Regions from separate parts of the Homo sapiens genome. Here regions 1 and 2 are each linked to region 3. A link is an interaction called in ENCODE POLR2A ChIA-PET data of the cell type or tissue named here. Cell type or tissue: MCF 10A. All regions are shown on one strand. Region 1 has its middle 190 kb from the start of TFCP2L1. Region 2 overlaps CLASP1 (cytoplasmic linker associated protein 1). Region 3 has its middle 88 kb from the start of TFCP2L1.

Evidence for each region. Peaks named below come from ENCODE experiments on the same cell type or tissue, not always from the same donor. Only the 100,000 strongest peaks of a DNase experiment are listed, where the experiment ranks them.
Region 1: POLR2A ChIA-PET joins it to region 3 with 24 read pairs; 4 of 35 experiments call an interaction of 5 or more read pairs at or near these places.
Region 2: POLR2A ChIA-PET joins it to region 3 with 14 read pairs; 2 of 35 experiments call an interaction of 5 or more read pairs at or near these places.

The regions. Positions count from the first base shown.
Region 1 is chr2:121,091,793-121,099,792 of GRCh38, reverse strand. No RefSeq gene overlaps it. Among named protein-coding and RNA genes, the nearest start is that of TFCP2L1, 190 kb to the left of the region's middle. In MCF 10A, CTCF peaks have their summits at 266 (motif pointing right) and 4,323 (motif pointing left); DNase peaks (open chromatin) are centred at 252 and 4,332.
Region 2 is chr2:121,356,380-121,364,379 of GRCh38, reverse strand. It overlaps CLASP1 (cytoplasmic linker associated protein 1), which reads left to right. Exons shown (of 41, transcript NM_001395891.1): 38 at 1,080-1,208. Among named protein-coding and RNA genes, the nearest start is that of TFCP2L1, 75 kb to the right of the region's middle. In MCF 10A, no CTCF peak of the experiment used is centred here; DNase peaks (open chromatin) are centred at 549 and 3,649.
Region 3 is chr2:121,192,709-121,200,708 of GRCh38, reverse strand. No RefSeq gene overlaps it. Among named protein-coding and RNA genes, the nearest start is that of TFCP2L1, 88 kb to the left of the region's middle. RefSeq lists enhancers at 1-486, 487-988, 2,834-3,732. In MCF 10A, no CTCF peak of the experiment used is centred here; DNase peaks (open chromatin) are centred at 3,118, 3,978 and 4,438.

The DNA.
Region 1 (8,000 bases), 100 kb after region 3:
AAGAATCTGTAGATTTGGAGAGATGTCAGGGCAGGCTGAATGGGTGGCTGTAGGGAGAGGGCAGGATTCCTGCTTTGGCAGGGAAGGATGTTGTGTGTGCTGTTGGAGTCTCAGTCCCTATTTCTTACCCCAATTGTCTATCGCAGGCTTCTGTCCCAGGGGAAAAGAGCTGGCCATGTCAAGCCTCAGGAACTCTCCTTTGACCCTGAACTGCCAACCTGCCTTCTTCTTTCCTGATGATGCCAGCAGAGGGCACCAGGAGCCAGGGAGGAGCTGCGAGATGTCCTGGCCTCAGTGCTGCAGGGATGCTGCCCCCAGCCAGCCTCACCTGCAGACGGAACAGGGAGCCGCCTGGCTGGAGCCATCCCTCAGAGAGCGGTCCCTGCTACCTTGCACAAACCTCCCTCTGAGATCAGAAGCCCTTTCATGGAGGGCAGGTCTCAATTTCCAGTTCTTTTTGGAACAGGAAACAGAGGGACTTGTGTGTATTTATACAAAATTGCAACTGAGAAAGTGGAGGCTCAGAGAGTTTAAGCCACTCGCCTGACACCATCCAGCTGCTAGGTGACACCAACAGGGTTTGCGCCCTGATCGGCCTGACTTCAGAGGTGCACTACTGTTCTATCCGATTATAAATGGTGTGTCTTAGACGGCAGGCTCCCCAGAGAGGGTAGTAGGCCCTCTGAAAGGATGCAGTGGGGCCTGTCTGCCAGCCTGTCCCCAGCCCCTCTCCCAGCCTCCGCCCATGCCCTCCTCTCCAGAGGCCGTCTTATAACCAAAGGACTGAACCTCCCTGACAATGCCATCCTGCTCCCAGCCCAGAAAGCCTCTGAATAGAGTCACCTTCCTCTCCATTCAGAGGTTTCTTAGCTCTGGAACAAGGAAAAAATGTAAATGATTCCCAGAACATCGTGTGCAATGGAGGCACCGGGTTAATGTTGGAAACCATGGCTCCATGAAACCACGGTTTGATGCTGTGATCCACTGTTCCCCGAGAGCGAACGCTGGACCACCAGGATGTGGGTGGCAGATGTGATGATCCTGCAGATGGGCTGCCACAGTAGGAAATCCAAGGGCAGCTCCATCAACATGCCCCTAGTGCACCCCTGGGCAAGGTTGGGACCGAGGCTGTGTGCTGGGTCTGAGGTCTTAGGAAGCCCTGTCTTCCTTATGTCTCTCTTCAGGGCACTTTGGGTCTCAGGTGGGTGAAAAATGAGTTTCAGGTGAAAGAAGTTCTCTGGGCAAACCACTTAATTCCCAGACACAGGGTGTCATGTGGATGCAGTGACCATCTCCATTTTACAGATGGGGAAATGGAGGTTCAGAGAGGAGAAGGACTTGCTTGAAGTCACACAGGGAGAAGGGTGTGAGCTAGGGGGACCTGTGGCTTCTAAGCGGCTGCTATTGTTGCTGCCTCCCAGTGTTCACATACTCGGCAGGGACGATAACGAGAGCAACTTTTTCCAACCAAGTCACCATATGAGTTTCCGGTTGTTGATTTGACACATCACCACCAACTCACTAGCTTTAAACCACACACATTTATTATCGTACAGTTCTTTGGGTCAGAAGTCTGAATGGGATGAAATCAAGGTGTTACTGGAAAAAGGGGTCTCCATCCAGACCCCAAGAGAGGGTTCCTGGATTTTGTGCAGGAAAGGAATTCAAGGTGAGTGGAAAAGTGCAGGGAAAGAAGCAAGTTTATTAGAAACTGCTCCATTACAAAGTAGAGTGCCCTCAGGAAGCAAGCAGAGGCACGCACCATCTTTGCTTTAAGTTTTTCTTATATAGGGATCTTGTCTCTGTAAAGACTAAACCAAAGCTGTGCCTAACTGCCAGTGGGCTGACAGCATGACGTTTATTACTCTACTGATTTAAAGGAAGCTATCCTTGACATGTTCCTACATCAGCACATGAGAGCATAATTATAATTATTTTGAAAACCTATACTGTTAAGGGTATTGGGACATCTGGACTTTCTGTTGTTGGAGGAGTGTGTCCTTACAGGCATTACCAAACTGCTTCCTTAAATGTAAACATCTTAGGACCATGGGTAGTGGCTGGCAAGGAATGTGCCTTGCTAGTTTTAACATGGAGTTGATTTTATTTATATGTATTTATTTTTGAGACAGGGTCTCACTCTGTCGCCCCAACTGGAGAGCAGTGGCGCAATCTCGGCTCACTGCAACCTCCATCTCCCAGGCTCAAGCGATTTTCCCGCCTCAGCCTCCAGAGTAGCTGGGATTACAGGCGCACGCCACCACCACCCGACTAATTTTTGTACTTTTAGTAGGGAGGGAGTTTCACCATGTTGACCAGGCTGGTCTTGAACTCCTGACCTCAAATGATCCACCCACCCCAGCCTCCCAAAGTGCTGGGATTACAGGCGTGAGCCACTGCACCCAGCCAAGATGGAGTTGATTTTAAAATGGTGGCACTCTGGCTCTCCTATGCTTCTGCTTCCCTAACAAAGGTGTTGGCAGAGCTGGTTCCTCCTGAAGGCTCTGGGGGACAATGCATTTCCTTGGCTCTGGCTGTGCCGGCTTCTAGGGGGCAAGAAAGGCCATATCCCTTGGCTCACAGCTCCTTCCTCCATCTTCAAATCCAGCAGCGTGATGTCCTCAACTCCTTCTCTGACCCTCCTGCCTCCCTCTTATAAGGACTCTTGTGATTAGATTGGGCCCACTTGAACAATCCAGGATAACCCCCCCATCCCCAGGTCCTTAATCTAATCACACCTGCAAAGTCCCTTTTGCCCTGCAAAGTAACATATGCCAGGACCTAGGGATTCTGACAGGGATAGCTTTGGGGGCCATTATTCTTCCTACCACAATCACCCTGTGGGTTAGGAAAAAAGGCCTCAGGCAAGCAACCTGACCATAGGGCCCATCAGAGTCCTTGGAGCTTGGCAAGCTTGGTCTCTCAGGTCGTGGGAAGAGGCAGGGAGAGAGCGTGCCCGTTCAGGCAGGGGCTGTGGGACTGAGACTGGCTCGTTGTCCACCAAGACCTACCTCCTTCCTTCCTGGGCTGGCTCTGAGTCTCCATTGGCAGCCTCTGGTTAGGTTATGTGGAAATAAAATCCTCACGGCTCTAGGCTCCCTCTCTTCCTTCATCTTCTAGGTGGACATGGCCCCAAACTGACCTAAGTGTAAGAGTCATGTAGGGTGCTTGCCAGACACTGGTTCCCAGCTCTCCCCTGGAATGAGAATGTGAATGTTAACAAGCGCCCAGAGATCCCCGTGAGCTGAGAGTTTGGCAGACACTGCGGTAGATCACAGTGTTGCCGCATCATTCCTTGCAGCAGGGTGGGCATGGGGAATCCATAGGAAGGCAATGTGGGGGAGCACGTCCCTCACCCCTGCGATGGAGTCAGAGGGTTGCATGTGCAGTCCGTGGGCTTGGCCTCTGTGGGCTTCCTGAATCGATGGAGTCCCATTCCTGCAGAAATAGAAAGTGTCTGCTTGCCTGTATCTGATGGAAGTATCTTCTTTGAGCAGCTCACTTTTCTCCCTCGCCCAAGAGGGTTACCTGGGCCAGATGAAGGCAAGGGAAGGGGCATTGAGTCAGGGCGCTGTTGCGTGTGTTGGTACAGAGCCAGGCTACCCATTGCCCTGCAGCACCCTGGAAGCATTAACAAGCCCCCCAAATAGGAAGGGATGAGAGGACTTCAAATAGGATGGGAGGACTCTGGAATGGGATGCATGCAGCCTTGCCCCTCTGAATTTCAAGCTCACCTCTGCAGAGTACAGTGGCTGGGGATCAGCCCCCCGGGAGTGCTCACAGCCATTCAACAGGTCTGAGAAGCAAGGCTTAGAGAGTGAAGGGCTCTGTCACCCGGCCTCAGACTGGTTCCCCAGGCTGAGCTGGACCCACGCCACCTCTCCACTCAATGAGCATGCCACTGTGCCCAGACAGAGCTCAGGGGCTACACCTGCACTCCAGGGTCTCTGACACATGAAGCTGTCTGCCCCCTCCAGCCCCCGCATCGAGCATTGACCTTCACGGGGGGCAGCCCCAGGAAGGTTAGGGACACTTCCAGACGTCTCATTTCATCCTCAAATGTCCCCTCACCCTTAGTCAGGCAGGACAAGCCTTGAAGGTGCCCCATCTTCCAGGCAGCCCTCCCAGTCCAGCAGCCTGGCTTCTGGGGCCACCACCAGGGTCGGACTTACAAAGGCTTGGGCAGTGCATCCCACATCCCACTGTCCCTGCTGTCTGCAGCCTGCCTCTCCACACTGAGCACTGAGGCTACCAGAAAAAGAAGCCATTTGAACTCCAGGAGCTCCTGGGAAATCCAGCAGAGATGCGCATTTTCGTCCGTGCACTGCCGCCTGCTGGCCAGCAGGTGTTGAATTGTGGAGAGGCTGGAGGGAGGACGGACGGTCGAGGCTGTGGAAGGTTCACCTTCCAGCTCCGCCTCTCCTACGCTCGGGACTAGGGCCCAGTCCCTGGGGGTGTGACTGACCTACCACATTTCCCCTCTGCTCCTCCTGTCAAATCCATCTCGCATGCTGTGACTTTGTTTTTGAAAAGACTGTTAAAATAACTCACATGGAGGTGTTGTGACTGATGATGACTTTAATTTTATCCTTTACCCAGCCCCTCTGAGAAAAAAACAATTTGGAATCTAATTAGGATGATGTTTACCTCCAGATAAATGACTCTGTAATTGTGGAGTTTCAGGCTGTGCACTGAAACTGTGTTTTGGACAGGCAGGGCTCTTCCTAAGCATCCCGGGATCTCTGACTTGCCCTGAGTATAGAGGTGAGTCAGTGGGGCACATATCGTACCTGTCACCGCAGGATGTCATAACAGAATAGAATATTAGAGTTGGCAGTGGCCTTAGAGATCCAGCTATTGCACAGATGAATCCAAGAGGGGGAAAGGCTTTGCCCACAGGGAACAAACTGGAAACAGAATCTCTTCCCAAAAGGCTTAGGGTGAGGAAAATTCCTGGCTGATGGACGTTCTGAGAATTTTTTTTTTTTTTTTAGACGGAGTCTTGCTCTGTCGCCCAGGCTGGAGTGCAGTGGTGCGATCTCGGCTCACTGCAACCTCTACCTCCCGGGTTCAAGCGATTCTCCTGTCTCAGCCTCCTGAGTAGCTGAGATTATAGGCACGCGCCACCACCCCCTGCTTATTTTTGTATTTTTAGTAGAGACGGGGTTTCACCATGTTGGTCAGGCTTGTCTCAAACTCCTGACCTCGTGATCCGCCCAACTTGGCCTCTGAAAGTGCTGAGATTACAGGTGTGAGCCACTGTGCCTGGCCCATTCTGAGAATTTTAAGGGGAAGCATGATATTGAAATCCCAGAGAACAGCCTTGTGCCCCCCACCCCAACCCCATTATCCCCTATTCCCTCTCAAGGATACGGGCTGGGCAGAGGGAGGCATCATTTGGGCAGAGGGAGCACTCTTGCCTCCTCCAGCTCAGTGTCTGTTCTTCCATCCATATCTGCCTGCGGGACATGATCCAGCTCACGGCTCTTCTCCAGAAGGGCAGGAGAGGAATTCTGACTCATTTCCCATCTCTTTATCTTTCTGAGCTACATTTATGGATGATTCTCTCAACTTTTTTTTTTCAATTTATGAATTCCTTTGCAAATGTGCCTAATCTGATGTTTATGCCATTTTTTACTTTAAAAAAGTTTAATAATTATATATTTCATTTTGAGATGTATTTGGTGTCAAATCTGTTAGGTCATCTTGGATACTTTTATGTTCCCTGCATGTGTGTTTAATTTCCCCTTTTACTCCCATAAACATTGAAAACATGACTTTGAATCCTGTTCCTGATAATCCCATAATGTGACATCTTTGGTGGTCTAATTCTGACATCTGCTGCTCCTGCTGACACTTGCTCATGATGGATTGTTTCTCTTGTGCAGGCTCAATTTTTATGGTGAACTCATGTTTTGCAGATCTCAGTCTGTGGGAATCCTGACAGGCCTAGGCTGAGGGTTAGTCCTCTGGAGAGATCTGTCAGGAGGCCTGGAGTGCTTGTTTCCATCTTGGAAACATATTAAAATATTTCTCAGCTTGGATATTCTTCAGGGAGTGTAAATCCAGACCCGAAATCCACGTGAGGATGGCCTTTACATTTTCAGGGGGAAGGAAGAGTGAAATATCTCTCTTCTTTTTCCTCTTCCTTCTCTTCCCCCTTCTCCTCCTCCTCCTCCTTCTCTCTTTCTCTTTTTTTAACCCAAAGCTGAAGCCAGGATAGACACACTTTCTTGTTAGCTTCTTTTTCTATGTCACCTTTTTACCAAGAGTTAGCTCTTCAAGGATTCTAGCTTTTCCAAGAGTCTAAGTCCTGACACTCCATCTTGCCTGCATGGGCCCAGGGCCCTGCCTTCTCTCTTTTGTATGGCTGTTAAAACCAGTGACTATAGGTTTCAGATATTTCCAGGTGCTTCTAGGGCAGCCCACAGCATCAGGGGTCATTTCTCATTCTGGTTTCAGCCTCTTCTTCGGTTTTGGCCTTTGTGAGTTTCCTTACTTTCTTATACAATCAGGTAGTCATTTAAAAGATGTTTGTTTAGTTTCAATCAACAGGTCTAGGTATTTGTAGTGGAGTTTATTTTTTCCCCAGAACATCTAGCCTAGAAGTGGAAGTCCTAATTTTATATTTAAATATTCAGATGTTTGCCACATGTGAAGAGTTTAACCAACTGTGAAGTTGGAGGGAACACAGCCCACACAGAAAACCGTGCTCACTTCCAACACCAATTACAAGTTTTAGGGGTTCCCAAGACCACCTCTTCTGATACCAATTGCAAAGTTGGAAAGACTAGTTCCCCCAACCACTCTCAGTTTTGATAACTTGCTAGAAAGACTCACAGAGCTAACTGGAAGCTGTTAGACTCATCCTTTTTTTTTTTTTTTTTGAGATGGAGTCTCGCTCTGTCACCCAGGCTAGAGTGCAGTGGTGCGATCTCGGCTCACTGTAACCTCTCTGCCTCCTGGGTTCAAGTGATTCTTCTGCCTCAGCCTCCCAAGTAGCTGGGACTACAGGTGCATGCCACCACACCCAGCTAATTTTTGTATTTTTAGTAGAGACAGGGTTTCACCATATTGGCCAGGCTGGTCTCGAACTCCTGACCTCACGATCCACCCACCTCAGCTTCCCAAAGTGCTGGGATTACAGGTGTGAGCCGCCACACCCAGCAAGACTCATCTTATACTTCTGGGTGCAGATGAGCATCAGCCAAGGGAGGATGCCCACAGGGGGTGTCTGGGGACTACCCCATGCACAGCTGCTGTGGTCCTCCCTGTTGGGTCAGCCTCCTGTTCCCAGCATCCATGTGTAGCAGAACATAGGAGTGCTGGCAACCAGGGAGGCTCACATGAGCCTCAGTGTCCAGAGTTTTTCTTGGGCCTCATTGAGTAAGCATGGCAGATGGTGCACAGGCTGGTCTCCATCTCTAGCCTGCAGCCCCTCTGGGAGTGACTCAAAGCCACCACCTTACATTGTTGGACTTTCCGGTTTGACCAGTCCCTACCCGCAATCACATTGTTAGCTATTCAATGTGACCCACAGCAAACAAAGACACTCCTATCAGGCCTGATAGTCTTAGAGCTTAGGGATTCCCTCCCACAAGCTGAAAGCAAAAGCCAGACCTCTTTTTGGACAAGGTGAAATTATTTACTACATATCACAGGAGTTTTTTTGCTTTTTTTATTTGGTTGGCTTTTGTTTTGCTTTGTTTTGAGACAGAGTCTCTGTCACCAGGCTGGAGTGCAGTGGCTCACTACAGCCTTGACCTCCCTGGGCTTAATGGATCCTCTCACCTCAGCCTCCCTAGCAGCTGGGACTACAGGCGCACCACCATGCCCAGCTGATTTTTGCATTTTTGGTAGAGACGTGGTTTCGCCGTGTTGTCCAGGCTGGTCTCAAACTCCTAGGCTCAAGTGATCCACCTGTCTCAGCCTCCCAAAGTGGTGGGATTACATGTGTGAGTCACCACCAGACTATAGTATTTTGTCAAGCTTCTCTATTC
Region 2 (8,000 bases), 160 kb before region 3:
CAGAATTAAACCTCTACAAGAAAAAGTTTCTCCATCCACATGGAGAAGAGAAATGAGAAGAGAGTGCTGTGGGGAGGGGCTGGAGGAAGGGGATGGGAGGATTGCCAGGAGGTGGCAGGCCATGCCCAGGGCCAGCTAGAGGGGACTTGCATGGCAACTGAGTGACAGGGAGGCTGCTGCATGCCATGCCGTGGTGACTCAGATAGCTTTCTGATGCTTTGGATTAATGGTTTGGTTTAGGGATAAGTAAAAATAGAAGAATGGTAATAAGTAATCTGTTTTACTTTTTTAAAAAAAACTTTTTAAAAATACTTTTAAAAAAAACAAAGTATTGGCTCGTAAGGCAGTTATGCCTTGTTGGCTCTGTTGGGAGATAAAGTGATGTCATGTAGAAGACAGGTAAATGGTGTATTAGTGTGTGAACTGTACAGATGAGTGGCAAAGAATCAGGATGTACTTTCTGGCTCTGTTTGGTGTAAACTACGTTCTCTTTTATTGAGATCAGGAGTCTGTTTGGAATGGCTTTCCTCCAGATGCGTGACTCTGGCCTTAACCAACTCGAGGCCTGTACACACCCAGTGATCTCATCACATGGAAGGTCAGGAATAATGACAGGCCTTCCACTGTCCTTAGGTGGAGTTCACTCTTACAGGCTGTGTTGATGAAACATCCAGGTGCTTTATACACATTCTTTCATACATTTTACAGAAGCATAATTTGTAGCCTGAAGCCTCAGGAAATCTGGAAATCCCCAGAAAACTGATAATGAACTTAGGTATATCATCCTCATTTGGTCTCAAGTGCATGGCTCGTTCAAGTAGCTTTTCTCAGTGCCTGTCAGGCGCTGGGTCCTGGGAATGTCACCCTAAGGCACAGTGCCTGCCTTCATGGAGCTGATGTCTAGAGAGCCAGTGTCAAGTAAAGCTGATTTCAAGTGAACTGTGTGATCTGTTTAGAGGGTTCTGCGAGGTTCCAGGGAACCCAGAACTGGGTGCTTGGCCTTGCCGACCCTGCTGACTGCTGTGTGTGAAAGTGCTGTGTGGTGTTTGGTGATGTCTTCCTTTCCCTTTGTATTCTAGCATTCAATTCGAGCACTGGCGTTAAGAGTTTTGAGGGAAATTCTGAGAAATCAACCAGCAAGATTTAAAAACTACGCCGAGCTGACGATTATGAAGACTCTGGAAGCCCACAAAGACTCCCATAAGGAGGTGAGTCAGTCATGTGGCCAGGGGTGCTGAACAGACGGGTCATGAGGAGCAGTTTGGACATGGAGATAGAGGAATCAGAATCAGTGCACAGCTTAAGAGCCCCTTCCTTGGAACTCAGCCATGTCGTAATACAGAGTGGAGTCCCCATTGCTGTCGTCCTTGCTGAGCAGTGGCATAGTTCCAGGGCCAATGCCATTTGTTCAGTTCCTAGCTCCTGCTCACTGTTTCCAGCAGGCCTGCCCTGCCCCTGGGATGTGTTCCATGTCCGTGCTTCCAGCTGCCTTTGTGGAAGGGAAGGGTCTGCTGCTGCTTTCTGGCATTTAGCCTCTGGTAGTCTGGTGTGGGAGGTGGAGACCAGCTTTGGAATCACAGACATGCAAGTCCCAGAACCAATGCCTTCTTGCTCCAGATAAGTGGACCAGTCATTTCACCTTCTGAGCCTCCGTTTCCTTGTGTGTAAAATAGGAATGGATATTTTCACAAAGTTTCTCATGAGAATTAAATGAGATGACCAGGGATGATTCCAGCCCAGCGCCTGCCAACAGTGGGTAGCAGGCTGCTGTACTGACCTTCCTCCCTCCCAGCCGTTCAGTGTGCTTCTCTCTGCAAGATGAGGCTGAGTGGTGGCAGCCCTGCTGTGCCTCTTCCACTCACTTTTGAGTATTTAAAATGCTAGCAAGCTATCTCTGCAGTTCCTGGCATTGGGACCTCAGCTACCTGGTAGAGAGTGGCAGGACATGTCTCTGTGTCCTGCACACATGCCACAGAGGGTGCACACTCAGCAAAAACTCAGCCTGTTGCTTATTGGATTGTCCAGCCCCTATGCCTCACCAGGCTTTCAAGTGGCTAGAAGCCTACAGAGAATGGGGAGGTGGCAGGAGCTGTCCAGATACAAATGATTCAGTGACACCCTTCAGTAAAAGGAACTGTGGGAAACAAACTCATATATTGGAACTTCAGAAAACTTAGCATGCCAGGTAATGGGTTTGACCCCAGAGTGAGACATAACAACTTGCTTAGTTTGAGCTCTTGGCTCATGTGTGACTGTCGTGTGAGCACACTCGTGGATGAAGGGAATTATAGTTAACACAATTCTTCCGTCTACATAGAGAGTCAGACCCTAGATCATAGTTCTGTTTGGCGTTTGTGTGACTGCTTGAGCAGTGACTGATGTGACCTCTTCAAATCTCCACCACAATTGTAGCTCAGCAAGGGCGAGGGTCTTGTCCTCAGACTGGGCCTCTCTTCACCTGCTAGTCCTAGAACAGCACACAGTACACAGGGGATGGATGTGTTTTCAGACTAATAACTGGGTTTCCAAAATCTGGCTTGGTTGCATGATGGTGATAATAACTCACATTTGAACAAAGCACTTTTCATTTATAATAACTCATTTAAAAAACGTGAAGACCAGATGAGCTAGTACGATCAACATAGTGATTCCCAGGTGAGGAGGGAAGGTCCTAGAGCAGGGGTGTCCCATCTTTTGGCTTCCCTGGGCTGCGTTGGAAGAATTGTCTTAGGCCACACATAAAATGCACTAACAATAGCCAATGAGCCTAAAAAAAAACCACAAAAAATTTTCATAATGTTTTAAGAAAGTTTATGAATTAGTGTTGGGCTGCATTCAAAACCATCCTGGGCCACGGGTTGGACAAGCTTGTCCTAGAGGAACTGTATGCATAGCAGTTACTGGCAGAACTGAGACATTAGCTAGGTTTTGTGTCTCCGTTAAGGGGCAAATGGCATGTGCTAACTTTTTTAAACCATAATTGCTTCTCCTTAATGAGAATACGTGATCAAAAAATGAAATTAAAATGATGTTCTTTTTGTTGTGCTTTGTATTTGAGACAGGGTCTTGCTTTGTCACCCAGGCTGGAGTGCAGTGGCACAACCTGTGCTCACTGTAACCTCCACCTCCCAGGTTCAAGCAGTCCTCCTGCCTTAGCCCCCTGAGTAGCTGGGACTACGGGCATGAGCCACTGCACCTTTACATAGAGATGATATCAGTTGTTTTCATGGGGCAGTACATACTTAGACTCGGGCATTTAAATGAAATGCCAAGCCGTCCATGGTGTCTTGGCACGCACTTACCGACTCTCCAGTTGGAAGATATCTGTCTAAAGTTGAGTCCTAAGAAGTATAAGTTAACAACATTAAGTAATTGGTTTGTTATTTGCTTTTTTCTTGGGAGATTTTTTTTTTTCTGCAAAATTAGAAATTTAGGAGAGAAAATTCTCAGGTATGAGGCCCTTTAAATTGCCCAAGGGAAAAGAGCAGAATATATATCCTGCTTAAAATAAACTTAGCAGCACTCGGGTTCAAGGGTCCCCATGCTGCTGTTACTGACTTGTGGTAGAGCTGGTGGAGGAGATGTGTTGGGAACGGTGCCTGCATTGGCAGGCCTTCCTGCTTTGCATAGTTTGACTCACCTTGACTCATTGCCCTTGGAGTTTCCTTATAAAACTTTACTCTGTCACTTTGCCAGGAGCCACTATAATAACTCAAGAACCTGTGTATTTAGGTTTGAGGTTGGGTTTTCATTTTTCGTTCCTTTTTTTTTTTTTTTTCTTTTCCCTTGAAGTTCTTCTTATCTTCCTCTTATTTTAACCAATCTTTTCCCATTCCTTCTTGCCATTTTTTAGGGCAGAAGGCTGAGATGCACATAAAGTTTGTGTTGTAGGCATCTTGTTGGCATATTAATATGGCACGTAATAGTTCTCTAGTCCTTCCATTTTCTTATCATTGCATTCAATTCTTATGACTCCAAACATTTATTGAAAAGGATCTGAAATGTTTCTAGACTTACTTTATTAGTCATACAAAGTCATAGTCTATTTTCCTGTCTTATTAATACTTCCAAAGTTTGTTTATCCCAAAGTTAGCTCTCTTGGAGCTTCGTTCTCAATAAGAAGCTAGTTGGTTTTATATTCCCAGACAAAAACTGGGCTTCAGCAGGAGATGAAGAGCGTAAGACTCGGCAGGTTAACATGGGGCTGCTTTTAGAGATATTGGCACCAGCTGCCCTTCTCTTGCCAGCGTGACGTTACCACACCAGCATGTGCACTGTGGCTCTGACTATGTGACTGCAGCGAGGAAGGACAGCTTCTTGAAATACAATTTCTGTAAATTGAAATTTGTCACAAAAGCTGTTTGGGAAGATGGATGAGATAGGACTGACGATAAGATGGCTTGTTTTCTCATATAAGCAAGCGTCTGCTTTGTCAGTTTCTTTCAAAAGAAGCTATATGTGCAGAATGTGTTTCTTACACATTGAAAATGTGCCAAGTACCAAATCTGTCTCAGACACCATTCATCCAAAGCTAACATACATGTTCTATAGTAAGCAAGATAGATGAAGGATTTGGACACCAATTTAGAGTTTTTATTTTAAAATTTGGTGTTTCTGAGCTTAGACATAATGTTTTCATAGTCCCTATTTGAGTAAGTCTCTTTCATTATCTAACTTCTTTATCTTTTTAGTAAATAAATTTTGCTATTGAGTTTCAGTGCCTCATTAATGAAGTTACCGTGGTTTGCAGTAGAGTTGGCATTTAGCAAATACCTTAAAGGGCTAAGGCCTTGAGAGTGACCTTTTAAAATTTTGAGCCCATTTTCTGTTTCCAAGAGAACTCCATGAATTTGAACTCTTCTTATATTAGAATTTGTAATCTGTTTGTTAGAGCTGGTACAGAACCTCTCCTTTGGTGATTAAAAAGAGAGGATTAAATAAGAGAATTGATACTACAAAGAGATTCTGGGGTCAGTGTGAGATAAAAATCTTGAGGCAGAAAACCTGGTTTTTAGTCCTGCGTCTGCTGTTGTCCAGCTGTCCCCAGTTTCATCATCTTAGTATAACCCTGAATAAGCAGCTCTGCTGTGAGAATGAAAGATATTATGATATAGAAATATGCTTTTAAAATTGTCATATGCTATACAAATGTTGCTACATAAAACTGTTCTCAGACATCCTTATTCATTTCAAAAGTGCCCATTTCTCAGGAAATAGTTGATATACTAATTATAAATCATTGTATGCACACTTAATGCAAGAATATTTGTTGCTGCCAGTCAGTGTGATGTGCATATAGTACCCATAATGTTGAAGTTCACAGTAAATGTTTTATTTAAACTTGAAAGAAGCCCAACTGTTTTTTGAAGATATTCTGTAATTGAGGTTTTCTGATCATTAGACTTAGCTTATTCTGAACTTTGCCACATTAGTGAATATCCAGTTACACTTGTCTGTTAAAAGAGGAAAATATTAGCATCATTCATGTCACTGTGCTGGATCACCAAACATTTCTTGCTACACACACAAAGGTCGTGGTGTTTAAGGCACCAGAATCCAGCTTCAAGTGGTTTGGCTTGTTTTGGGAAGTTTGATTCTTAGATAAATATAAAACCACCAGTAGTATGTCTTCAGGGGTTTTATTTTTAAATCATTTCTAGTTAACTTTTTATTTTATGACTTTAAAGAATTAAAATGGCAAAATCAGACCAAAGTTATTTATAAAAGAAAGAGAACTTCCTGGGAACTTGTCTGGTTTCTGATTCGCCCAGCCAGCATGGTATCTCATGCAGTCCTTTAGACAAATGCCATAGTCAGAGAGAAGCACCAGTGTGCCAGAGAAGATATGTGATCAAATACCAGTTAGAATCACTAGCTGACCTCATCTCAGCCAGACCCCCTGCGCTCAGGAATGGCCCTTAGGTGCCTCTCAGGGCAGCAGTCATTTGTATCAATGGGCACTGGGAAATAATATACTGCATGAACTCTGGAGAAATGCCTTTACCCCTCTGTACTTTGGTTTTTCCTTATCTCTTACCCTATCAAGTGGACTAGGTGATTATCTGTGTTTCATCCAGCCTCAAGATAATACAGGTTGCTGTTGAGTAGCAAACCAAAATCCTCAAATTCTAAATTTTCAGTTTTCCCTAGGCCCAACCTTGGGATATGACCAGAAGCCCCATTTCCTTTGTAGGTTTTTGCTTTTTAATAAAAAGACAAAACCCCAAAACCTGTTTAGCTTCATTGAGAGATTCCAAGTTACTGAGCCAGCAGTCATACTAACAGCACAAACTCCAATAAATGTTTGATGATTGATGGGTAGTGGTGTACTGTAGTCTTCAAGGTCCTTACGGTTTAGTTGAGGTTAAAGCAGAGTCGTGTGGTTCAAAGTGAAATACACCAGGAGTTTAGGAGTGGGCTAGAATAGTCAAGGAAGAGTTCCTTAGGGAGTTAGAACCTGAGATGGGCTGAAAAGGAGCACATAGGGAGAGAACTTTAGCTAGGAGCCAAGGCCATGTGGCCAAGGGAGGGGGCATGGGCTTGGAAGACACTCCTGGGTTGAACCCTGCTGAGCCAAGATGGCAGGAGACTTACCATTTTGTGAGCCCTCATATTCTCTGTGTCGAGTGGAGAAACATAGCCCACCTCACAGGCTTGTAAAGTGCCAGGCACAGTGTCTATTTCTGAGTGGCAGCTGTGGTGGCGGCTGCTCCTGCTGTTATTCATAGGTAGGGGAGTAGTTCTGCCTCGCTGATGAACTGACTCTCAAGGAGCCAGATGTGACACCTGCCCTTTAGTTCTTGTAGCTTCAGAAAGAGCCATAACTTAATGTCAAAACCTTTGAGTTTGGGGTTTGAAGGCCTGGGTTCACATGCTGCTTTTGCCAGCTCGGGGGCTGTGATTGTGGACAAGTCATAGACACTCTGGATATCTAAAGCACTTGTATGCTGGGTGGGAGGTGGGGGGCAGGTGTTTTATACCCTGCGCTGAGAGGCTAGCATTAAAGTCAAGTGAGGTAAGGTGGTTGACATTGTTGAAAATTGAAGATAGTATCCTTTTTATACTCTTCCATTGAAGAAAGTAGACTGATTTTGAATAGAATTGTTGTCAAGTTTTTAAAATTCTACATAAAGCAGATATAACTGCATTTCTCTAAATACACCGAAGAAGCTATTAAATGCAATTGAGTAAACTCTAAAACACCAGTCAAAAATACGACTTGTATTTTTTGACTACTGCTTTGTTTGGAATCCGTCTATATTTGTGCTGGGGTAGCCGGTACATTGTCAGCGTTAGGCTAGGAAATGCCATGGGTTTTTAGAGATGGATACCGGAATTAGAATGCCAAAGAGAAGCCTTAAACGTGCTGCCCAGCTTCCCATCTGATGCTGAGCACCTCCTGAGAGGCCAGCCCAGCCTCTGCAGCATCTCCAGGACAGCAGGACACACCACCTCCTGGGCTCCCAGCCCCTCTTTCCACTCCTTCTCATCATTTGTCCCTGTTGGCCCTAGTTCTACCCCTTAGAGTAGAACAGAATAAATCTCCCACCTAAGAACCTGACCACATTTGAAGATATCCATTGTGTTGCCCTGAATCTCCTTTTCCAGGCAAGGATGTGATGACTGTCTTGTTAGAGGTCATTTCATACAGACACTACTTCTCAAGATCTTCAAAGCTTCCTGGAATTTTGTGCATGCACATTTTTCAGGGGAAAAGACTCATCAGGTAGAGTTGGATGATAAGATTTTATAATCTGAAATACTTTTAAAATAATTGATTCAGATTCTCCCTTTCGTTTTACTGATGAGGAAAACCGAGGCATAGAAAGTGAAGAAATTTACCCCAAGCTCGCTTGGCTAGTTGATGCCAGAACCAGAGCCAAAACTCAGGTCTCCAGACTTATAGCCTGGAACTTTTCTTCTCCCCTCCCTCTGGTACTGAGCCTAGCTAAGTGAGGACTCTCGTCCCAGGTTCAGGGCCATGCTGGCACTCCGTTGTA
Region 3 (8,000 bases):
GGCTGCCATTCTGCCATCTGCTCAGCCTCTTGGGTCTGAAACAGCATCTTCTGTTGATACCGGAGCTCACGAATCAGTCGTCTTCTCACTGTGGCCAGGGCACGCTGAGCATTTCTCCAGGACATCCTTCATCGATTGGGGAAGTCTTCTGCCTGGAATGTGCTCCATCTGCCTGCCTCTCCCTCCTCCTTCAAGGCTCAGCTGAAGTCTCCCTCTGCTGAAGCGTTCTTTGACAACTCGGTCTGGCCCCCCATTTCTTCACACTTTGCACCCTGTCTTAGGCAAGTTGCAAGGTCCTTCAAAGGCAGGGAGCAGAGACGCACACAGAGCCACTGGAGCAATGAGGGCAACTGTAAGCCTGCACAGCAGGGTCCCCACGGCACTGCTAGCTCTGAGTTCAGGACTCTACAGCAACACACAGCGGCTCAGGAGCTGCAGGAGCCCACAGCCGCAATGCTCATCCTGGCCAGCCTCCCTGGAGTGCCACACCCTGCCCCACCCCAAGGCCCACCGGCCAGAGCCTTGAGGCCTCAAAGCCATCCCTTCCCTGTCGCCTGGCCCACTGGCAGCTGGAAACATGCTGAGAGGGAAGGCCAGGGCTCAGGCGGGTCAGGGTCTCTGTGTCAGATGAAGTCACGGAGGGCACGTGTGAGGCAAGAGGCTGGGGGGGATGACAGCAAGCCACAAGTGGAGCCCTCGGCTATGTGGAGCCCCGGAAGGAGTGGGAAATGGCTGGACTGCAGTGTAGGAGACACCATGGGAAGGAGGCCTGCAGCCCCAGCTTTGACCTTCTTCCTGTCCCCAGCTCCAGGTTCTCCTGGAAGGTCAGCTGCACTAGGTGGGGGCTGGGTGAATCTCCATCACTGCATTCTCCAGGCCTAGAGTGGCACCTGGCACCCAGTGCTGCCTGGGTCCATGTCTTGCTGTAGAGAACTGAGCACAGAGCTAGAGGTGTCGTATCACCCAGATCACAGATCGGAAGGAGACACTGTCCCATCCTCCAGGGCACTCACTCCTAAAGTGGCAAGCAAACAGGACATGGAGACAAGGTGTGATGGGGGCATGCAGTGGTGAGGGGATGGGGCATGTCTGGAAGGGAACCGTGTGGAGAAAACTCTCTTCAACAATCATCAACACAGAATACTTCTGTGATCAGATGTGCGGGGGTTTTCCACACACCAAGCAGCGGACTCCAGCTGGGGGTCCTCGAATTCTGACTCCCTACCTGGAGATAGTGTGAGACCCCACAAGTGGAGGGCTCAGTCCCCAAGACTGCCCCTGCCCCCCACCTCCACCAGTCACAAGTCCAGGCCTCCGGAACTTCTGACATACTGACTTCAAGTTGGGGTTCCCATGACCCCCTCTTTGGGTTTGAGTAATTTGCTGGAGCGGCTCACAAAACTCAGGGAGACACTTACGTTTACTGTTTTATTATAAAGGATATTGCAAAGGATACAGGTGAAGAGACGCATAGGGCAGGGTATGGCGGAGGGGTGTGGGGGTTCCATGCCTGCCCTGGGGCACCACCCTCCAGCGTTCTCCATGTGTTCAACTGCCTGGAAGCTCCCTGAACCCTGTCCTCTTGGGTTTTTATGGAAGCCTCATGACATCAGCATTCCTTCCCCCAGGGTAAGACTGTGGTCTTAAGACCCACAGTCAGAAAGGCAGGGGACACAGGCGTGAAGGGAGGGCAGGAGAAGGTCAAGGGCCTGCCCCTGAGGCCTTAGACACCCAACACCATAACCCAAGCCTGTAACGATGGCTGTGGGGGTTATGAGCCAGGAACTGTGGGCGAAAACCAAGATAGTTGTCACAACACCATAGGACCCCTCATCCCAGCCTCAGGGGTCTGGGGCACTTCCTGGAGATGAGGCTTGAGGTTAGTGGGGTTTTAAAATTTATTTTCCTCCCAAGTTTTTGTAACTTAATTTTAATTTTATATTTTTTAGAGACGGGGTCTCGCTCTCTCACCCGGGCTGGAGTGCGGTCACAGGTCACTGTAACCTCCAGCTCCTGGGCTCAAGGGATCTCTCCCTCCTCAGCTTTCCAAAGCGGGGGCATGCATGAGCCACCACACCCAGCTGTAAATTTTAGAAATAATTTCAAACTTACAGAAAAGTTACCAAAATAGTACAAATTATTTCTGATACAATTCGAACTCCTTAAAATGTTCATGTTTTACCACAGTTGCTTTTTCTCCCCATCTCTCTCTCATTCTCTCTCTTTTTTTTTTTATTCAGAGTCTCACTCTGTCGCCCAGGCTGGAGTGCAGTGGCGCTATCTCGGCTCACTGCAAGCTCCGCCTGCCAGGTTCACGCCATTCTCCTGCCTCAGCCTCCCGAGTAGCTGGGACTATAGGCGTCCGCCACCACGCCCGGCTAATTTTTTGTATTTTTAGTAGAGACGGGGTTTCTCTGTGTTCCAGGATGGTCTCGATCTCCTGACCTTGTGATCCGCCCACCTTGGCCTCCCAAAGTGCTGGGATTACAGGCGTGAGCCACCGTACCCGGCCCTCTCTCTCATTCTCTTAATACATTTTTTTCTAAAATATTTCAGAGTAAGTTGCAGACAGGAAGCCCTTTTACCTCTGAATATTTCAGTGAGTGTTTCCTAAAAATGTGGACACCCTTTAACATAACCGCAGTACCATAATTCATGTTAGGAAATTGCAATAACACTATTAGCTAATTTGGATTTTATTTTGAGGAACTCCTCTGGTCAACACTGGTGAGGTGTGGCGTGGGCAGGCCGGGGGTGTGGGGTGGCCAGTGAGTATGCAGGGTTGGTCAGCACTTCCGTGCTGGTACCCGAGAGGGGTAGGGGACACGAGATTGCAGAGTAAGCTCATCTCAAAGGCCTGGGACTTAGTTGAGGGTTGAACTTGACCCCAAAGCACTGGGGAGCCGGCAGATTGGCAGGCTGGCCAGAACAGGCTGGTCCCTCTTGTGTCCTTCCTGATGCCCTGGCCTGGCACCCGTGATTCCAGTCGGCCAAGGGCCCTCAGTCCATGGGAGAAGAATCGAGTTGCCCTGTTCAGTGAGAAGTTCAGGAAGAACAGAATGTACTTACTGTGCCCAGGGAACAGGGAGTGGAAGGGCAGGGAAGGAATTAAAAGAAAAGTAACCGAGTGTGAGTGTCTGGCAGGAGCCTGGCCTGTTTTGTAACCACGAAGTGTCCCAGTGAGTCACCACTCTTCTCCAAGGCCTGCTCCTTCCGTGTCACCCCCGAGCTGGTCTCTTGTTCCAGCACTGTTCTCCTCTCAGCTTGGTGTTCCCGGGGCACGTGGACTCGGAGTTATTCACAGCTCGGTTTGAATTCAGCCGTGGCTGGCTTGTGAGCTCAGGCAAGATGCGGTCCTCTCTGAGCCTCCTGTCTTTTTTTTTTTTTTTTAGGTGACCGAATCTCACCCTGTCGCCCAGGCTGGAGTGCAGTGGCACGAGCTTGGCTCACTGCAACCTCCGCCTCCAGGGTTCAAGCGACTCTCCTGCTGCAGCCTCCCGAGTAGCTGGGATCACAGGTGCCTGACACCACGCCCAGCTAATTTTTGTATTTTTAGTAGAGACGGGGTTTCACCATGTTGGCCAGGGTGAAACTCCTGACCTCAGGTGATTCGCCTGCCTCGGCCTCCCAAAGTGCTGGGATTATAGGCATGAGCCACTGTGTCTGGCTGCCTCCTGTCTTGTAGATTGTGGCAGGAGCTCCAGGTGGGATGGGAGGTGTTTTGCCCAAAGCGGGCCCAACGCAAGCCTGGTTCCATCACTCACTGGCCCCTAAGTCTCTTTGTGGGTAAGGCCCATGGCTCCCGGGCACTATTTCCCCCAGCTGCGAGGAGGCCCGTGCTTACCAGTGAGTGCCTTGAGAGCAGGCCTGGGCCCGATTCACCTCAATGCTCCTGCCCAGGCCAACGGCACACAGGTGTGTTCAGTTGATGTTTGCCGAGGCTATGAGGAAGATAAGCCCCAAAGTCGGCACCTAGCGTGCAGCAGAGCCTTGGGAAGCGTTGTAGTCTTACGTGAGGTCTTTAAGCCCTCCAGAGTTATGCCCCAGAGCCCAGCGTGCCGCAGGTGATGGGTGTTCCCCTCCTGAGTGTACACCAGTTGGGAAGGAGACCCCTGCACGTGGAATTACTGGGGCTAAGGAGGTGAGAGGCGGGAGCTGCAGCTGGGGCTGCAGGAGGTCGTAGCTAGGACTGCCGGGCTACACTGGGTGTGGGGGTCTGAGCAATGCGTAAGGCAGGAGGGAATGTGGGTGTGTGGGCAGGGGACAGGGGTCTGGCTGCAGCCCTCATCTCCTGCCAAGGCTTTTCCTCTGCCCTTGGGGTAACCCGACACCCAGCCATACACCTGAGGTGCACGTAAGGGCTGCACCTCACCTGCCTCTCTTGGCTGCTCCAATTGCATTTGGAAGGTGTTGCAAATTGCTCTGTGATGTTCTGGAGCCAAACCATGTCCCTGGCCCATAGCCCAACCCCTGGGGCTTGGCGTCAGTGGCATTGTCCCTGGAAGACAAGCTGCCTTTGAGGGTTTGAGGGTTTGGAGGGTTTGAAGGCTTTGGTTTGGCGGGCCCCGTCCACAGGGCTCTACCTGGCTGGGTCAAGCAGAATCAGGGTGGTGAGAGGACACAGCCCTGGGCCACCCAAAGGTGCCCCTGTGATGAACAATGTAGAGGTTAGGAGTGTGTGCTCTGGTGTCAGACAGCCTGGGCTCCACTTACAAGCTGTGTGACCTTGGACAACTGACTGAGCCTCTCCGTGCCTCAGTGTTCTCATCTGTAAAATGGAACTGGTAAGAGTCCATACCTCCTAACAGTGTTGTTAAGGTTAAATGAGCTTATACAAGTAAGCCACTGAGAGCATCCCTAACTTGTGTGAGCGTCATACAAATGGAAGCCGGAAGCCACTAGGATAGAAGGCAGATTCCTCTGAGGGCAGAATGAGGCCAGCCTCCCCTCTCCTGACCCTCCAGCCCTCTGTGATCTGCCCCTGCCCATCATCCTGCCTCATCTCTTAAGCACCCCTCCCTCTCCACAGCAGCTACACTGAGTCGCTGGTGCTTCTCTTGAGCCTGCTCAGGCCTCTGGTCCCAACAGGTGTCCTCCTCTGCCTGGGGCAACTTTCCCCTCTTTGTGGGGTCAACACCTACCTTTCACTTCCTTTCATGACTCAGCTCAGGTGTCACCTCCTCCAGGAAGCCTTTCACTTAATGCTGTGACATGATTAACCTCACTAAAGCCTGCAAGGTTTGAGCAAATGGAGGCTCCTCTAAGAGGCAGAGCTGCTTGCCCAGGGGTAAGCTGGAGTGGGGAGTTGGGACTAGGCTCTAAAGCTTTAGAGAAAACCAGCTTTAGGGTTGCTATTCCCCCTAGCCAGACTGCCTCTTGCTGTCGGCATTTGTGGGGGACGCTGGAACAAGCCATCCCAGTCCTGCTTCAGGACTGAGGGACTTAGTCCACAGCTGCTGGGAGGCTGCCCATCAGCCTTTCCAGGAATTGCCTTGGCCGAGGGGAGCTTCATTGCCCAGGGCCATCTTCTTCCTCAGAGGATGCCCGTGCCTGTGTGGAAGAGCCTCATGCGCAGATATAAAGGCTTGGTCTCTTGCCCCAACCTGGGACAACTCAGGGCAATGCCAGCTCCAGAGCTGCCTGTGGCATCAACTGAGGCCTCCACTGAGGCTGCTTCACAACCCAACTTCTCCCTCCACTCAATCCCACCTTCATCCCCCACCCCAACATGGAGTCCCAGAGTGCTTCCCAGTGACAGTCCCGGATGCTAATCTAAAGCAGAGTCTGCTTCCAGGGAGCCCGGCCTGCAGCAGGTTCTTGCTTGGAGGCATCTGAATCTTGCTGGAAGGGATTACAGAGATGCCCAGAGCCTGCAGGCCAGGCTTGGGTGCTGTGCAGCAGGAAACGCTATCAGGTCCCTGGGATGACATGGGTCAATGCTCCCTCACTGCTGTGGCTGCTCCTAGGGCCGGATGCCAGACCCCCGCCACACTGTCCCCAGACCAGTGGAATACCTTCACAGCACATGAAGGGTTGAACTTGACCCCAAATTCAACCTGGTTTATGGTGTGAGGGATGGGCTAACCCAGGAATGAAAGGGGAAGGATGGCTTGTGTTTGCAAAGGGAGCTTCCTTTGCAAAAAACCAGGCCACTTATGCCTTACTCCAGAGAAACAGTCTCTTAGATTAGTTAATTAAAAATTCCTGAGGGCAGCAATCACAGCCGATTCAATTCTGTCTCCAGGGTCTGGCACTGGGTTGGGAACTTCGGAACACTCAATATTTATTGAGTGTGTAAATGAATGAAAGAAAGTGGCATTAAAAAAAACCAAACAGGCCCCGGTGTGTGATGTTCCCCTTCCTGTGTCCAAGTGTTCTCATTGTTCAATTCCTACCTATGAGTGAGAACATGCAGTGTTTGGTTTTTTGTCCTTGCGATAGTTTGCTGAGAATGATGGTTTCCAGCTTCATCCATGTCCCTACAAAGGACATGAACTCATCATTTTTTATAGCTGCATGGGGCCTGTTGTGGGGTGAGGAGAGAGGGGAGGAATAGCATTAGGAGATATACCTAATGTAAATGACGAGTTAATGGGTGCAGCACACCAACATGGCACATGTATACATATGTAACAAACCTGCACGTTGTGCACATGTACCCTAGGACTTAAAGTATAATAAAAAGAAAAAAAGAAAAACAAACAGGCTGTAATCCCAGCACTTTGGGGGGCGGAGACGGGCGGATCACGAGGCCAGGAGATCAAGACCATTCTGGCTAACACGGTGAAACCCCATCTCTACTAAAAATACAACAACAAAAAATTAGCCGGGCGTGGTGGCAGGTGCCTGTAGTCCCATCTACTCGGGAGGCTGAGGCAGGAGAATGGCATGAACCTGGGAGGTGGAGCTTGCAGTGAGCTGAGATAGCACCACTGCACTCCAGCCTGGGCGACAGAGCGAGACTCCGTCTCAAAAAAAAAAAAAAAAAAAAAAGAAAGAAAAGAAAAGAAAAGAAAAAACAAACAAAAAAACAAAAAAGGAAAGAAAGTGGCATTAGGTCTGTCCCCCCAGTGGAAGGTAAGCTCATGAGGGCAGGACAACATCTGCTTCAATTACTGCCCCACCCCAGTGCCCAGCACAGGGCCAAACACATATTTGTTGGATGAATACGTGAATGAATGAATAAGTGTATTACCTGTTTTAGAGTTTTCCAAACTGTGGTCTATGGATATTCTTTGTATTTCACAGTCAGTGTCCAAATAAGTTTGGGAAATGCTGTACATGGTAGTTTCCTGTCAGAGCCACTCCACACAGGAGCATACTGAAGGCTCTGAGAAGGTCTGCAGTGAAAAAGGTTGTTACATCCTATTTTATCCAACAGTTACCAAATGTATTCCCTCTGGCCCTCCATTAACTCAGGGACACCAGTGTGCCAAGGAAAACATTTTTGGGAATTGCTGCTTTAATTTGAGAATCTGAGTTTGAGGTCATTTAATCAGGGATGTCAAAGATTTGCTTGGGATGGGGCAAGGCGGGGGGCAATTAGATTGAGCACGGAGGCAGGAGAGGCTGCCCCTTGTACCAAGGACGTCACGATGTGTGCAGGGTGTGCCCAGCAGGAGTTCTGCAGGTGTGTGAGGGCAGAGTGACCACCCATTAGGAGAGGGACTTGTGGCAGGTTTTACAAAGGCTGTTAATCACAGGGCACTACTCCTCCCCGTCTTTCCTGAGACCCAGCTCCCCATGCTGACGCTGACCTCTGCTCTCCGTGCAACTTCACGGTGTCCCTCTGACCCCTTTGAATGCCTCTCCACTCTGCCTGGTGGGCTCTGGGCTAACACGCCTGTAAACAGGGTTTTCTCCTGGTCTGCTGGGGCTGCCCAGCAGGGGCTCGTTCTGGGTATCCGGCCAGAGGGATGGCTGGCCCTGCACTGTGGGTGTCTTACAGGGGGCCTCCCCAAACTTGAAGTGGAAGAGAAAGCACTAAAGACTCAGGCTGA